2 separate regions of the Mus musculus genome follow, and region 2 is linked to region 1. Evidence: chromatin loops called from intact Hi-C (ENCODE). Cell type or tissue: left cerebral cortex. All regions are shown on one strand. Each heading gives the region's core, and the rest is flanking DNA. Links, peaks and the distances in the headings are about the cores only. Region 1 overlaps Cbfa2t3 (CBFA2/RUNX1 translocation partner 3). Region 2 holds the start of C230057M02Rik (a long non-coding RNA gene).

What was found. Peaks named below come from ENCODE experiments on the same cell type or tissue, not always from the same donor. Only the 100,000 strongest peaks of a DNase experiment are listed, where the experiment ranks them.
Region 2: it touches region 1 in a loop (6-fold over the local background); 2 of 42 quality-filtered maps call a loop at or near these places.

Annotation. Positions count from the first base shown.
Region 1 is chr8:122,638,536-122,643,535 of GRCm38, reverse strand. It overlaps Cbfa2t3 (CBFA2/RUNX1 translocation partner 3), which reads left to right. Exons shown (of 12, transcript NM_001109873.1): 4 at 3-244; 5 at 483-572; 6 at 4,498-4,679. Among named protein-coding and RNA genes, the nearest start is that of Pabpn1l, 18 kb to the right of the region's middle. In left cerebral cortex, for the core only: a CTCF peak has its summit at 1,975; DNase peaks (open chromatin) are centred at 1,240, 1,943 and 3,605; H3K27ac peaks cover 1,044 bases.
Region 2 is chr8:122,746,884-122,755,435 of GRCm38, reverse strand. It overlaps C230057M02Rik (a long non-coding RNA gene), which reads left to right and starts at 2,786. Exons shown (of 4, transcript XR_001778694.1): 1 at 2,786-3,322. In left cerebral cortex, for the core only: no CTCF peak of the experiment used is centred there; DNase peaks (open chromatin) are centred at 2,828, 3,908, 4,445 and 5,855; H3K4me3 peaks cover 3,108 bases; H3K27ac peaks cover 3,580 bases.

The DNA of each region.
Region 1 (5,000 bases), core at 1-5,000:
AGTGATGAACGGCAGCAGCCACTCACCCACGGCCATCCACGGTGCCCCATCTACACCCAATGGCTTCAGCAACGGCCCAGCCACCTCATCCACGGCCTCGCTCTCCACACAGCACCTGCCCCCGGCGTGCGGGGCACGGCAGCTCAGCAAGCTTAAGCGTTTCCTCACCACCCTACAGCAGTTTGGCAGTGACATCTCACCTGAGATCGGGGAGCGCGTGCGCACACTGGTGCTGGGCCTGGTGGTGAGTCTATGGGCTATCAGGCGCCCCTGTTCCCCATGACAGCTTCTGCCGCAAGCTCCATTGCGATGGCCACAACCCCATCGTGCTCTGCCCAGCCCTCAAGCCAGATCTGGAACCTCCTCCTCCTCCTCCTCCCCCTCCTCCTCCTCCTCCTCCCCCTCCTCCCCAAGGTGTGGGTGGGGCATCTGGGTCAGTAATGCATGGGAACCTTTAGATGGGGCGGTCGGTCTCTCTGCAGAACTCAACTCTGACGATCGAAGAGTTTCATGCCAAGCTCCAGGAAGCCACCAACTTTCCACTGAGGCCGTTTGTTATCCCTTTTCTGAAGGTAAGCGAAAGCAGCACCTTCCAGGCAACAGGGATGGTGTACACAAAGGCCCTGGGAAAGAAGTGTATACAAAGCTGCTTTGTAATGGCTGGAATCCAGTGTGGGAAATGGGTGTGCAGAGGATGAAGAACAGGTGATGGACAGGCAGGTGTGTGCCTGGACCGCAGGGTGACAGAAGATGCTGTGCCAAATGCAGACTGGGGCCTCACAAACGACGGTGATGCCGTACTAGGTCCCTTTGGCAGAGCAACCAGAGCCTCTGAGCAAGGCAGGTTCCTCAGCCCAGCCCACACCCTCGGGATGAGGAGCCATGTTTGTTTATGAGGGTTGCATGGTGTTTTGGTTGGTTTGGGTTCTGTGGGCTCTTTCGGTTTGGTTTGGTTTTTGAAAGCACTGAGGGCTGAACATAGTCTCGTCCCCGCTAGGCAGGTGTCCTGCTGCTGAGCTGTGGCTCTCGCCCTTTTTAAATCTTGAGGCTGGGTCTCACTAAGTTCCCCAGGGCTGGCCTTGAACTCTGTCCTCCTGCCTCGGCCTCCAGCAATTGGGGTTGCAAGTGTGCACTACCAGGCTTACTGAGAAGCTTGTGAGCCAGATCCTCACGTTGGGGTTGTGACTCACTGCAGCTCTCCACTCTGAGAGGAGAGAGGGTGGCGTGCTTCCAAATGTGTTTGCCCACGTGATTACTTTCCGCTCAGACCTCTCAGGGAGATGCTAGCTCGCTCACCCCTGAGGGCACCCACCTCCACTTACACCAGAGCCCTGGCTCATTTGGTCCTGCATACCTGTGCTCTGCTTCAGTCAAAGTTCAAGGTCAGGCCGTATAAAGGATGAGTGCTGAGATGCGAGCCCCCACGGAGCTACCTAGTCACTGGGCTGGCTCCTCTCCTCTGTACTCAGCCCCTGAGGCTGGAGTCCTCCATTCTCACAGAGCAGCTACCTCAGTGAGTTTTTAAACTGCCCAATGTAGACCAAGAATGGATTATAAGGCTCTCTGCACAGATGCCCTGTTGACCCATGAGAGGGAGAAACAGCCCTGATGCTGTCAAGTTAATAGGCAGGAAAACTGAAGCCTTCACTGTCCCAGCTGGTAGAGATCCAAGGCCAGGTTCAAGCTCGGGTCTGTACAGTTCAGAGTCCCCACAACATTCACAGTACATGCCCCACCAGCCGCACCCCCTCTTGGCAGCTGACAGGGGGACCCCACATGACACCCATATCCACTCTCCTCCTCCCTCCCTCCCACCCACACCTTGCTAGGCTCACACTGGAGCTAGTGACAACAGAGAAGCTGCGGGTGCCAGCGCGTAGGCCCACCTGGCAGTCATTTTGGTGTGCGTTGGAGGCCCCGTTCTCCTCACCCTCCGCACACTGCCGACTCTGCCGCCGCCTGTCTTTGGGATGCCATACGCCTGCTTACTTTGTCAGAGCCGATGTTTGCAACAGATGCTCCGTAGCATTAGCCGCCCCGTCTGTGCCTGGAATATCTCAGCTTTCATTTCCTGTGGTCCTTACCCACAGTCCCCTTCCTACCTAACCAAGTGCAGGATCACCTAACTAGGTGGGACACCTTGCTGGGCACTGCCTCCTCAAGGGACCTCCTCCGTTTCATTTCTCTATGCCCACATTGGCTTTTTGGGGACCAGCCTGTGTCATAGCTCACCCAGGACCTCTGCGGCTCGTTGTTAGGAACACTGGGTGGTATGTCTGCCTCCATGATATGGAGCTCCTGGGGTGGAAGGGCCAAAGGTCAAACCTAAAAATACAAGATCCCAGCCAGTACCTCTGACCTTGTTGCCAAGACACCAACCAACCAGAGCCCACTCTGTCCTGTCAAAGAGGCATGGTTACTTTGCCGGTACAGCGGGGCCCAGCCTCAAAGGTCTTGAAACAGACAGACAAGCCAGAGGAAGGGCTCAGGCAGCTCCAGGTGCCTCCCCTGCCCTCACAGGGTGGGGTCCCCTCTTGGCAGGGCAGAGAGTTACCACAGCACCTTCCTGAATAGTTATGGACATCCTAGCCTCTACAGTGCTTCCCATGGCTGCCCCTGGAGACGGCTGGGCAGGGTGTGGCTGCGCAGAGCCTGGCTCCAATGGCAGGGCCCTCTAGGGTCCTTTCCTAAGCAAGATAAAGCTGTCAGCCACACAGGTGATAGGCAACGCTAGGTTAATTCACATGGGGCTCACTGGAGTCTATCACACCAGAGCTCTGGTCTGCTGATGGGTCAAGAGGGCTTGTATGATCATCCCAAGACCACACGACTCCTCGGTAGCCCAGCCAGGGTGAAGCGCACCCAATCTCATTCAGCAGCTTGTGGTGGAGAGACTCTGTAAAGCAAAGGGAAGTGTCACAAAAACTCAGGACTCTGCTGTCACCTTGGTGGTTCTAGATGTATGCTGTGTCTTTTACCAGAGTCCCATCCAGGACAAAGATGGTTTAGATTTTTTTTTTTTCTGGGCATCAAAATCTCCACGCCAAGTGAAGTTGGGGCCCAGACCACCCTGTGACCAGCTTGGGTGTGTCCTCTGAATAATGCCTGGGACTTCTGAAAAAGAGTGGGGACTTGTTCTTTCTGGAAGAGAAGTGGTCCTGGATCCCCAGCCAAGGGCTGCCATGTATCTGGACTGTATGGCAGGGCTACCTGATCCTAGGTCCCCTCCACTCTGCCCCACATCCACCTCCATGTAGCTGGACAGTGGAGCTTTACAGAAGCCACCCCACCCGAGGCTCTAGCTCCCAGCTGGCCCCAGCTGGCCAGGACCCCAGATGTTCCCCCACCCGAACAGCAACCAGATGGTGCTCATGCCCAACCCCCACCCCACCATGCTGGCCAAGGAGAGGGTGGGGGACTGGTGAGGGAGGAGACTCTGGACCACTGAGACCTCCCAGGACCTCATCCCAGCCCATGCTTCTGACGTGGTCGGCAGATGGTGGGCTGGCCCCTGTTCAGCTATCCAAACAGAAAAACAGGCCTGGCAACCATACCGCTCAACAAAAAAAAGTACCGGCTGCCTGATGGGCCGGGTGGATGCGCCAACGGAGGCTGAGGAGGCGGAGGCTGGAGAAGGCTGCCCTGGCAGCTTTGAAACGCATGGGAAAGTTTTAGATTGTGTTTATTTACAAATACTTAGAACTGCTGGCTCTCCCAAGAGCCTGCCACTGGGCCCCTGTCCAGCATGCTGAAGGCCAGCCTGCTACTCTACCCGCAGCAGTTCTGAAAAGGCTGACCACCAGCAGTGCATGCCTGGAGACCTTTGCCCAGCACTGGGGAGAAGCTCACAGACATGGAGTCCATGAGCTCCAGTGGCTTCATCTGCAGATTGCAGAATCTAGAAGTGATGTCATGGCTGAGGCGCGGGTTCACGGAGGTCATATTCCTTATGTGCCGATGTCCCAGGTTCCAGCTGTGAGCTTTGTTTAGGGCTGAGACTGGAAAGTGAGAGATAGTGGGGAGAGGAGCTGGGTCTGTGGGGCTTCTGGCCAGTGCATGGCGGGGGAAGAGGGGGCTAGAGCAAAGACCCTGTAGCAGCACAGCACCTTATTGACATCCCTATCCCACTCCTCTCCCTCCCCCTCCCTCCCCCTCTTATGCACACGTGTATATTAGGTTGCCTGCCCCCTCTTAACCTTGCTTTCTTTCTCCATGACAACAATGCTATGGAACCTGCATAAACGGGGTACAGGTAGGGAGTATTGGCTGCAGACAGCACTCTAGGAGGTGAAGTCCCTACATCGCTGTGTGTCCAGCAGATCTCAGGCCTGTCACTTCCCACTGTGCTGTTGGAAGGCAAAAGGGACCTAAGGGACCCAGAGCAGCCCTGAGTCACACGCAAGCAGTTCTGGGCTGTCTGCTACGAACAGGCTACGTGGGTTTGCACCCCAGCTGTCAGTCAGCCGTGCCTAAAACCCCTGTCCTGCCTGCCCGCAGGCTAATCTTCCACTGCTGCAGCGTGAGCTCCTGCACTGTGCCCGCCTGGCCAAACAGACACCTGCCCAGTACCTGGCCCAGCACGAACAGCTGCTGCTGGACGCCAGCGCCACCTCCCCTGTCGACTCGTCTGAGCTCCTGCTGGAAGTCAACGAGAACGGCAAAAGGAGAACACCTGACAGGTGCCAGCCTCTCACAAACCCACAGGACGGGAGGTGACCCATGGTGGCCTCTTCCTGCCCGCCCATCTGCCCCTACTGCAGCTCTGCCAGACAGCTGGCCCGGTCTGTTGTCTGTAGCGGGCTGATCGAGCGCTGCTAACCCCGCTGTGTGCTGCAGGGACAGGCTGGCGTGTGGGCCACACTGGGTTCTACAAGCATATGCAGCTCATTTAGCTATGGACCCCAGGGGCCTCTGGGATCCCTGGAGGACAGCAGCTCAGGGAGGGGACTGTCCACCAGAGTTCACTTTTCTCCGTGCTGTCTGTAAACCCTGAGTGACCT
Region 2 (8,552 bases), core at 1,751-6,750, 110 kb before region 1:
GGCTGATCTCACACCTACCCGGTTTGCCTACTGGGTAGGTTTGTGGCAAACAGATGACAAATCAACACAGGTAGCGGGACAGCTATTTTCATAAAGGAGCATGGAGGCCACACCTGTGGGTCGTACATGGCTTGCGCACGCATATCACATGAGTCAGTCACATGATGTCGGGGCTAGCCCTCCAGTGGCACACTTTAGAAAGCTACCTTCAGGAAGTGAGTCCACAGACCCACCTTGGAGGTAACAAATAAGCACATGAATAAGTGAACGGCCATAAGCTGTGGACCCAGGGCAGACCCAGGGCAGACCTGAGGCCACTTGGACATCCCAGGTGGTTCTACAGTCCCCCACTATCCTGGTTAGCTTTAATTGTTAACTTGACATCCTCTAGAGTTATCTGAAAGTTGAAACCTCAGTTGAGGAATTGCTTTGATCAAGCTGACCCTTGGACACTTCTGTGAGGAACTGAGGTAGGAAGGCCCACCCCATTACAGGCAGAGCCATTCTCTGGGCAGGGGGGACTGGGCAGGTTTTTTGTCCTGGCCTGAACAAAAAACAAACTAGTCAAGTATGAGCCCAGGAACTAGCCAGGAAGTGAGCTAAAAAGCAGCGTTTCCCTGTGTTTCCTATCCTGACTTCTCTCAGAGATAGACCATTACCTGGGAGTTGTAAGATAAAATAAACCCTTTCTTCTCCTTGGTTATTTTTGGTCATAGTGTCTGCAGCAGTAACAGAGTAGAGTAGAGTAGAATAGAATAGAATAGAATAGAATAGAATAGAATAGAATAGAATAGAATAGAAACTAGACCAGCTACCATCAGGGGTGGGCCCTCTCTCCTCCACTGTCCTTCACCAATGTCATTACCTTAATCACTTTTCTGGGAGTCATGTTGGTCCAGGCTTAGATACAACAGTCGTATTTTAATGATCCAGGACACAGTTGGGTCATTTCCTTTATTCTCCTGGCCTTAAGAACTCCCTTGTCAGGCTGGAAGCACCTTCAGAAGTTGCTGCTTGCAAACTCTAGATGCCCCAGACTTTGCAGGCTATTGAGGTACCAGAGGAGTAATGACCAGGTCAGTCCAGGAGTCTTGAACAGGGAGACCTCCAAAGGTAGAGAGTTGGCCCCCCGTAGGTGATACCTTGAGGTCTGGACCCTTTTTCCTTAGACAGTAAGCCAGCCTTCCCTCTATCTCCTGAGGCCCAGGTTCAGGGCTGACACCTTTGATCCAGCCTCCAGGAGATGGTTGAAGCAGGGTGAACCCCACTCTGTGTCTTAGCCCCTCATACATAGGCTCTCTTGAGGTGACATATGCCACCACCTCAGCAAACTCAGTCTAGGTCTCCTTAAATATCTGGTGTTCCGCTTCAACAGCGGGGCCCCCAACCCTGCCCAGGACAGGTACGTTCAGTTACAGTGGCTCTTTGGTTTACAGGTTCAACTCCAGCGGCTGCTTAGTTTCTGTGCTATTCAAAGGAACAGGAACTGCCAATACCATAAAGCAAGGTAGGAGGTCATGGGGATGCCTTTCCCATTTAGCTCTGAATGTACACAGCATTCTTGCTGGTGGACAGACTGCATACTCTCTAGGCTGCCCAGCTATGGAGGGGAGATCCTGACTACACCACTGTCACAGGACAGGGAGAACTCCAGGAAGCTGAGGGGCTTGGGGAACTTGCAGGCACACATGGGAATATTGGACATTGGTACCTATTTGAATTAGAGCACCTTTGCTGGACTTAGACTTGGGGTGTGGGTGTGAACCAGGAGGGGATGGCTCCTGATCTTTATTTTTGGGGTGTTTCAAGGGTGTTTGAAGCGAAGGTTAGGTCAATTACTCCAGAATAAAGTACATGGCTGGAAAGGGGGAATTGTCCCCCCAAACCCTAACGACATAATGCCCGAAAATGCAAAAGGCCAGAAAAAACAGGTACAGCCTGGTCTAAAGTGAAAGACACAGCCTGGTCAAACAGACATGCATCCCCAAGATGGCTAAGGCTTGGAGAAGACAGTGGAGTAGACCAAGGGGAAGGGCTGTTTGTAGGCTGGCCTCACACAGCTGACATGGCCTGGTCCTGTGTGCATCCTTCCTGCCTTTGTTCTCACCTCACAGGAGAGCTGGTGAGTGTGGGTAAAGGTGAGAGTGGGGGAGTCGTGGGTGGGTACTCGTTCAGGAGGGACAGAGTCCAGGTCTTTCCTTTCCTCTATCCCCTCTCAAAGGGAGCATCTCTTAGGACTGGTCCCAATTCCAGGCTCAAACCAGAGAAGAAATACCACAGAGAAGGCAAATGGCCCCAAGAGAAGGCCTCGCTGCCCTGAGGTAGCCAGCTGGAGTCTAACCACCTTCCTCTTTTCCTATCTTCTGCTCTCAACCTTGGGCTGGTCTTGGCTCTCATGTCCTTTGGGGACCTCTTCTGGCCTCTCCAGACTTACTTAGATCAGGACTTGAAGGTGCAACCAAAATACCCATTAATCTCTGTGCTGAGGCAACAGGACACTTGGCCAGCAAGCAGGCCACGTCCGACTCCTTAGCGTGGGCTCCAGAATTGGTTTCAAAAATCAATATCCTTCTAGGAATGGGCACCAGGGGCTGGATGCGGTCATCGCAGCACGGTCCATTTGGGGTGTCCGGCGCTATGAAACAATGATGAAGAAGATGACCGGCTAGGCAAGGTTCGGGACAGCTGACACCAGAGCATGCTTGGAAAGACCAAGCCAGTTACAAGGTGTACCCAATCAGGAGGCTCCAAAATGTGACACGGATTTGCGTTTTCTTTTGATTCCTTCCTGGTGGTTTTACGTAAGAGGCAGCGCGTTGGGGCCAGGAAGGGACGGAACCATGGGGCTGGGTTTACACCAGTTATGCGAAGCCCCTCCGCTCTGCCCCCGCCTGCGAGGGGCTTTCTTGGCTGGGTCTGTTCCTGACAGAAGGGAAGCGAGTTGTGGGGGTGGGGGGGCTTGGCATGTGTGTGTGTGTGAGTGTGTGTGTGTGGTGTGTGTTTAAAATACAGAAAAAAAAAAGAAGCATGGCTTTCCTCAGCTGCAGAGGCGGGCCGGGTTCTGTCGGTGCCAAGTCCCTCAGAGCGGGCACTGTGGGGACACGGGAGGCACAAGAAGGCTGCAGAGGTGAGGGACGGGTGTGGAGAAAGATGGACGCTTGCCATCTCGAGCGCCAGCGGCTGCACGAGGCCAGACCCCACGAACAAAACCCACGGCAGATCTCTGGCAACCCATGTTAGGAGGCAGAAGACAGTTGGCAGCGATGCGGCACAGAGGGCAGCCTGGGAGCGGGCGGATGTAGCCAAGGCCAGCACGGAACAGGTAAGGATGGGGTGGGGCTCGCTAAAGTATAGGCAGCTGGTATCTGTGTTTGGGGTACCTGTGGGGGCCACGTCAGATATGGGTGCGGGTACTGTGTCAAGAAAGCTTTCCGAGGGCCAGTTCTGAGGGAGTCTGTCTGCCTAGTGTCCAGAGCATCTCTGGGTAACCTCTGGGCCCCTTAATATGTCTTGGTGCCCGCTGCTTGCTTATGTGTGCTTCGCTGGTATTCTAAAGATGTGGGGTGGGTTGGCCTGAGTGGACCATCTGGAATTGTGAATACAGCAGCCGCGTCCCATGGTGGTCCCGTGGCTGCATCATCTCCGCTGATGTCCGTCCTCCCAGGGATGGCCCTCTCTGCACTGATCACACCAGGTCCCCTGACCATGAAGGGACAGATCTGTTTCCTTTTTGAAGGTGGGTTAGGGTGGGCTGGGGCTGGGCTGGAAGGTCCTGGAGCATCCAGCACCGCACTCTCTCAGTTTTCTCAGAGCCCCCCATCCTTACCCACAGCCAGGCTTGGCACCTCGGTGCCTGTGTGCAGATCAATGGGACTGGAGCCAAATGCTGTCAAAGGGATCCGGGTGCCAGTGCCAAGGAGCCAGCTGCTGAGGGCACGGGTGGGGTGGGCTCTGGAGGGGAGGAGCGTGTGGCTGGGTATTTCCTAACAGCTCCAAGGACAAAGCTCACTCCCTTCCTAGTGGTCATAGGCTAGTCAAAGAGGGTGGGGCTGAGGGATGGGGACATTCCATCTGGTATGGCATGGGTGGTCCCAGGTGGCCAGTGTAGGGCAGGCAAAGCTATGGGCACTGTCCTTGTGCCCAGGTACCCTTCCTTAAGCGAGGTCCCAGGCAAACATAGAAATCCAATTTCTTCCTTTTCCCTCCCATCATTCCTTTCCTTTCTTCTCCATCTCTAGCAAAGGCTGGCAAGGGGCTCCGGGATCAATGCCTCAGGCTGGTGGGATAGCAAGAGGATCAGTACGGTTATATTGTCACTGGGGCCACTCTGTTCCAGTGTAATGCTCTAGGAAGTCACTTTAATCCCAGAAAGGTGTCTCTCTCGAGGTCTGGTCACTTGGGTAAGCAAAAACATTAGCTTTGGTGCTAGCTCCATGGTGCCCAGCTTCCTCCATGGTCAGGTTGGGCGAGGCTTTCTGACTGTGGAGAGTGTGGTTGGGAGAGCCAAGCAGAGCAGAGGAGCCTCCCCAGAAGCAATGGGGAGGGGCCTGGAGGTAAAGACATCAAGGAGCATGGTCCAGAAACTGAGAGGCACAGGGACCGGAACAGGCAGTTGGGAAGGAGGGAGAGAGAGAATTTCCAGGGAGGGTTCAGAGCCCAGCAAAGGCTAAGCTGTAGATATCCCATGGGCAGCCCAGTTGGAAAGGGCTACCAGGCATGCATACTGCTTAACCAACCAGAGACCTCTTCTTACAGCACTGGGAGGCACCACCACAGTGGCCTACAGCCTTTAGACAGACTCTGGCTAAAGCCTTGTGAGGAGCAAGCTTCCTTTAAAAATCCTGGGATGGGCTAGTCCCGTGTGGCTCTGCACAGGGCTAAGGATGAATAGATGAGTGCCCACAGGGCATTTGGAAAAGTTAAGGCAAGAAGGCACAGACCTGCCATGGTCACGGCGCACACACGGCCAGAGGGTTCATTGTCAGCTGGAAGCAAAGTGACAAACCTGTGTTCTCACTGGAAGGACTCAAAGGGACGCCCAGTCAGGCTTCCTGACTCCAAACTGCAGGCTTACCATGACCCATGCTGAGCCTGGAATTCTCAGAAGTAAACTTTGGGGCACTGGTGCTAACCCAGTCTGATCTAGCTCTGGGCCCAGTTGATGATAAGGACCTGTTTGGTTGATAGTGCTCTGGGTAGCACCTCTGGGGGCCAGGTGGATATAGTAGAATGGGCGGGAGTCATAAGGAGCTAGAACTGGCTGTGTAGACTTTATTCACTGAGTCCGGGTTCACTCAGCTAGGCAAGTTGTCATTGGTCTTATATCCGCTGGCAAGGGAACATGCTGGCCTGGTTTAGAATCCCTGGTCTGAGTACCCAGGGATCTTCAGGTGGTTCTAGCTGTCCACTGAGGCCCCATGGCCCTTACCCTACAGCCTTAGTCCACAACACAAGCATGCTTTTTAGAAGAGAGACCCTGGATACCGACTGGGCCTTCCCCTAGCTCCAGGCTGGTATAGGTAGCATGCCTGTCTGCCTTGCCATCTCTGCCTATGGAGAGTATTGGCTTGTCTCCAGTATGGAAGTTCCTGGGGATCCTCTCACCCAGAGTTGCTGTGGCCTGACCTGGAGGGTAGATATAGGGGGTTGAGTTCCCCATGCAGAACAAGTCTGTTGTTGATGCTACTAGAGATAAAAAGACAGCCGGGCTGGGGGGCCCTCTGGGTGCCGAAGAGCTGTGAAGCCACCTTCCCTTTTGTCCTGGGCTCCACAGTGCTGGAGGATCAGGGAGGCAGGCAGAGAGTTGGCATCCACCTGCCTCCCAGCTCCTTCCTCCCACTCTGCCTCCCAAATTTCACAGTGCCTGCTTTCTGCGCTGGCCCAGCTCCCTGGAGACTCCACCAGATGTTCCTGGGCCTCACGTTTGCTCCCTAATGAAATATTCATGCAGTTGGTCTGCCTCTTGACATGAAAACCTCCTGCAGCTTCCCCACCACTGGGAGCACCCCCTCTCCCTGCAGCTCTCTCCCCCAATGTTGACTGTGAGCAGGCACCTACTAGGAGTACCCCCCACGGGCTCTAAACTGAATCTATCTCTTGTCCTGAGCAGGGTCAGGGTGACAGGTCTCTTGTGAATTCATCTTTCACCCTACCCTGGGGACTACTCTGACCCCACACCTCCCCCTCCCAGGGCCCAGGGTCAGCACCTAAGCATATCATCATGGTCTTGGTTCTGAACGGCTGGAGAAGCCATTCTGCACGGGACAAGCTGGGGACAGACGCCCCAAGAAGCATCCCACTCTATCCTGCGAGTCCAGGGAGGATGGGCTGTACGTAGCTTCCATTGTCCCATACTAATAAGCGCCTGTGGCCCACCCATATTCCTCTGACCAGCCTGACTCCTGACATCCATCCACTAGCTCCTCTGAGATACATATACAGGCTCTGTAAATGGAGGCTGACCTTGCCAACGTGGAGCAGAAGGCCTGCTGTGCCTTCTATGTGTCATGCTCCCCTGCAGCCCTCAAAGGTCCTCAGGGAAGCATAGCTACTTCATTCAAAGGAGAGTTGTCCCACCTGGTCTGGAAATATGGTGAACAGAAAGCAGAAGAGACCACTACTAGCCATGTTTACAGTAGGCCACAGACTGGGGCTAGTTACTTCCTAGGGACCACGGGCCAACTATTGGCATAGGTGAGCAAGGCGCACATATCAGCCTTATCCTGGGGCAGGTTCCTGTGGTCAGTCTGTGACTCTTCTGTTAAAGTCAATGATCAGAGCAGATGGAGCTGTCCTTTGTCCCTCTACCTTTATGCTAAGCTGCTCTGTCAGACCCTAGACCTGGCTCCCTTCTAAATCCAGAACCTCAACTTGCAGGATTTGACCATACAGGAACTCTCTGCCTGGTGGAACTCTGGGTTGTCACTCTCGTGGTAAATAGGATACCTAGTTTACTCTATGCCCTGGATGTTGTGTTTTACAAAAAATAAAGGAAGCCAAGGAAGCCAGGGATATGTTTGGTAAAGGCGTGGTATGGTGTGGGGGGAAAAGCGTCCCTCTGCAGGCCCATGCGGAGGCATCCCTTTCCACTGAGGGACCAGCCACACGGTGGTATAGTATAGAATAGAGTTTATTAAGGACATGGGGAGGGAAGTTGAGGGGGTGGTAGAGACAGAGAAAGGCCAAGTGGGGGAGAGAGACAGAGAGAGAGACAGACAGAGAGAGAGAGAGAGAGAGAGAGAGAGAGAGAGAGAGAGAGAGAAGAGGAGTAAAGGCTGGCCATGAGCATGTGGTGAGAAAGTGGCAAGGGGAATGGGGAGAGAAGGGACAGAGGGGAAGAGAGTAGGAGAGAGAAGAGGGGACAAGCATCCCCTTTTATAGTGAGTCAGGCACACCAAGCTGTTGCCAAGTAACTGTGGAGCGGAGCCTAGAAGAAATGCTATACTGGGTACATCCAAAGAGCTCTGAGTCTGGCCTGCCTGGACTTCACACACCCCACTCACACCTCCCCTTGGCCTGAGTCTCCATATCCCTGGCCTTGCCCCTGGTACCTATGACATCTGAATGTCACCCACTTAACCCAACCTCACTAATGGCCCAAGACAGCTCACCAGTTACAGAGCTTATGGGGACCGTCCTTTTCACTGTTCCCACCCCCCCCAGGGTCGCTGTTGTTCTGCCTGCGGGGAAGCCCCTCAAGTGGGTCGGCAGCTCCAGGAACTACTTACCAAACATCATGCTTAGATTCTCACACAAAGTCAAGGCTCCGCCAGCTCTTGCTCCTTGAGGAGGAGACAGTGTGCCCACACATCATTCAGCATAGGGGGTGGGTGGCTTCCTGAGTGTCTACGCAGAGCCACGGAGGCGCTTCCGTGGCCTCTGACTTCAGTATCACTGGTTCTCTCTGGTTGTGTCCTTTGATAGGATTCTCCAATCGTGGTTCTGAGTGGGAAGAGATGGGTGGGACTGAGAGAGAAGCCCTGGGGAAGAGTTACATGCTATGATCATGGCCCACGATCGATTGATAGCCGTGGGTCAAATTTTCCTGTGTGTGTAATGATGACCCCAGTCATAAACTCAGGGGAGAGCCCTTGGCTCGGCGTCTGCCCCAGTCTCACCCTTCATAATGGTGGCTGGTGGTACTCAGGGTCATTCTGTCACTGACACTGACTGTAGGGTCACCTCTTTCACCTCTTTCCTGGGATCACTCTCATGGAGGGCTAGGAGATGCTCAAGGATACAGGAGTCACTGGTCTGGCTACTTTCACAAAGGATGGGCCCAAGGGGCTGCCCGTGTCTCAGTAAAGAGGACCCGAAGTCCTTGAGAGCACGATTCCTGGCTTTTAGAGTGTGACTCCTGGCCTCGTGGTCCTTCCCCGGGTAAGTCGTGAGGCTATCTAGCTATCCTGTGGGCTGGTACAATGAAATACTACTCTGAGACCCTCAGGACACTGCTGCACTTGGGGACCTGGAGTATGGGGCAAAGACAGGCAAAGGTTCAAGAAGGGTAAGGTTGACTGAGATGGAGGGAGGTCTTAGGGCAGTGGCTGGGG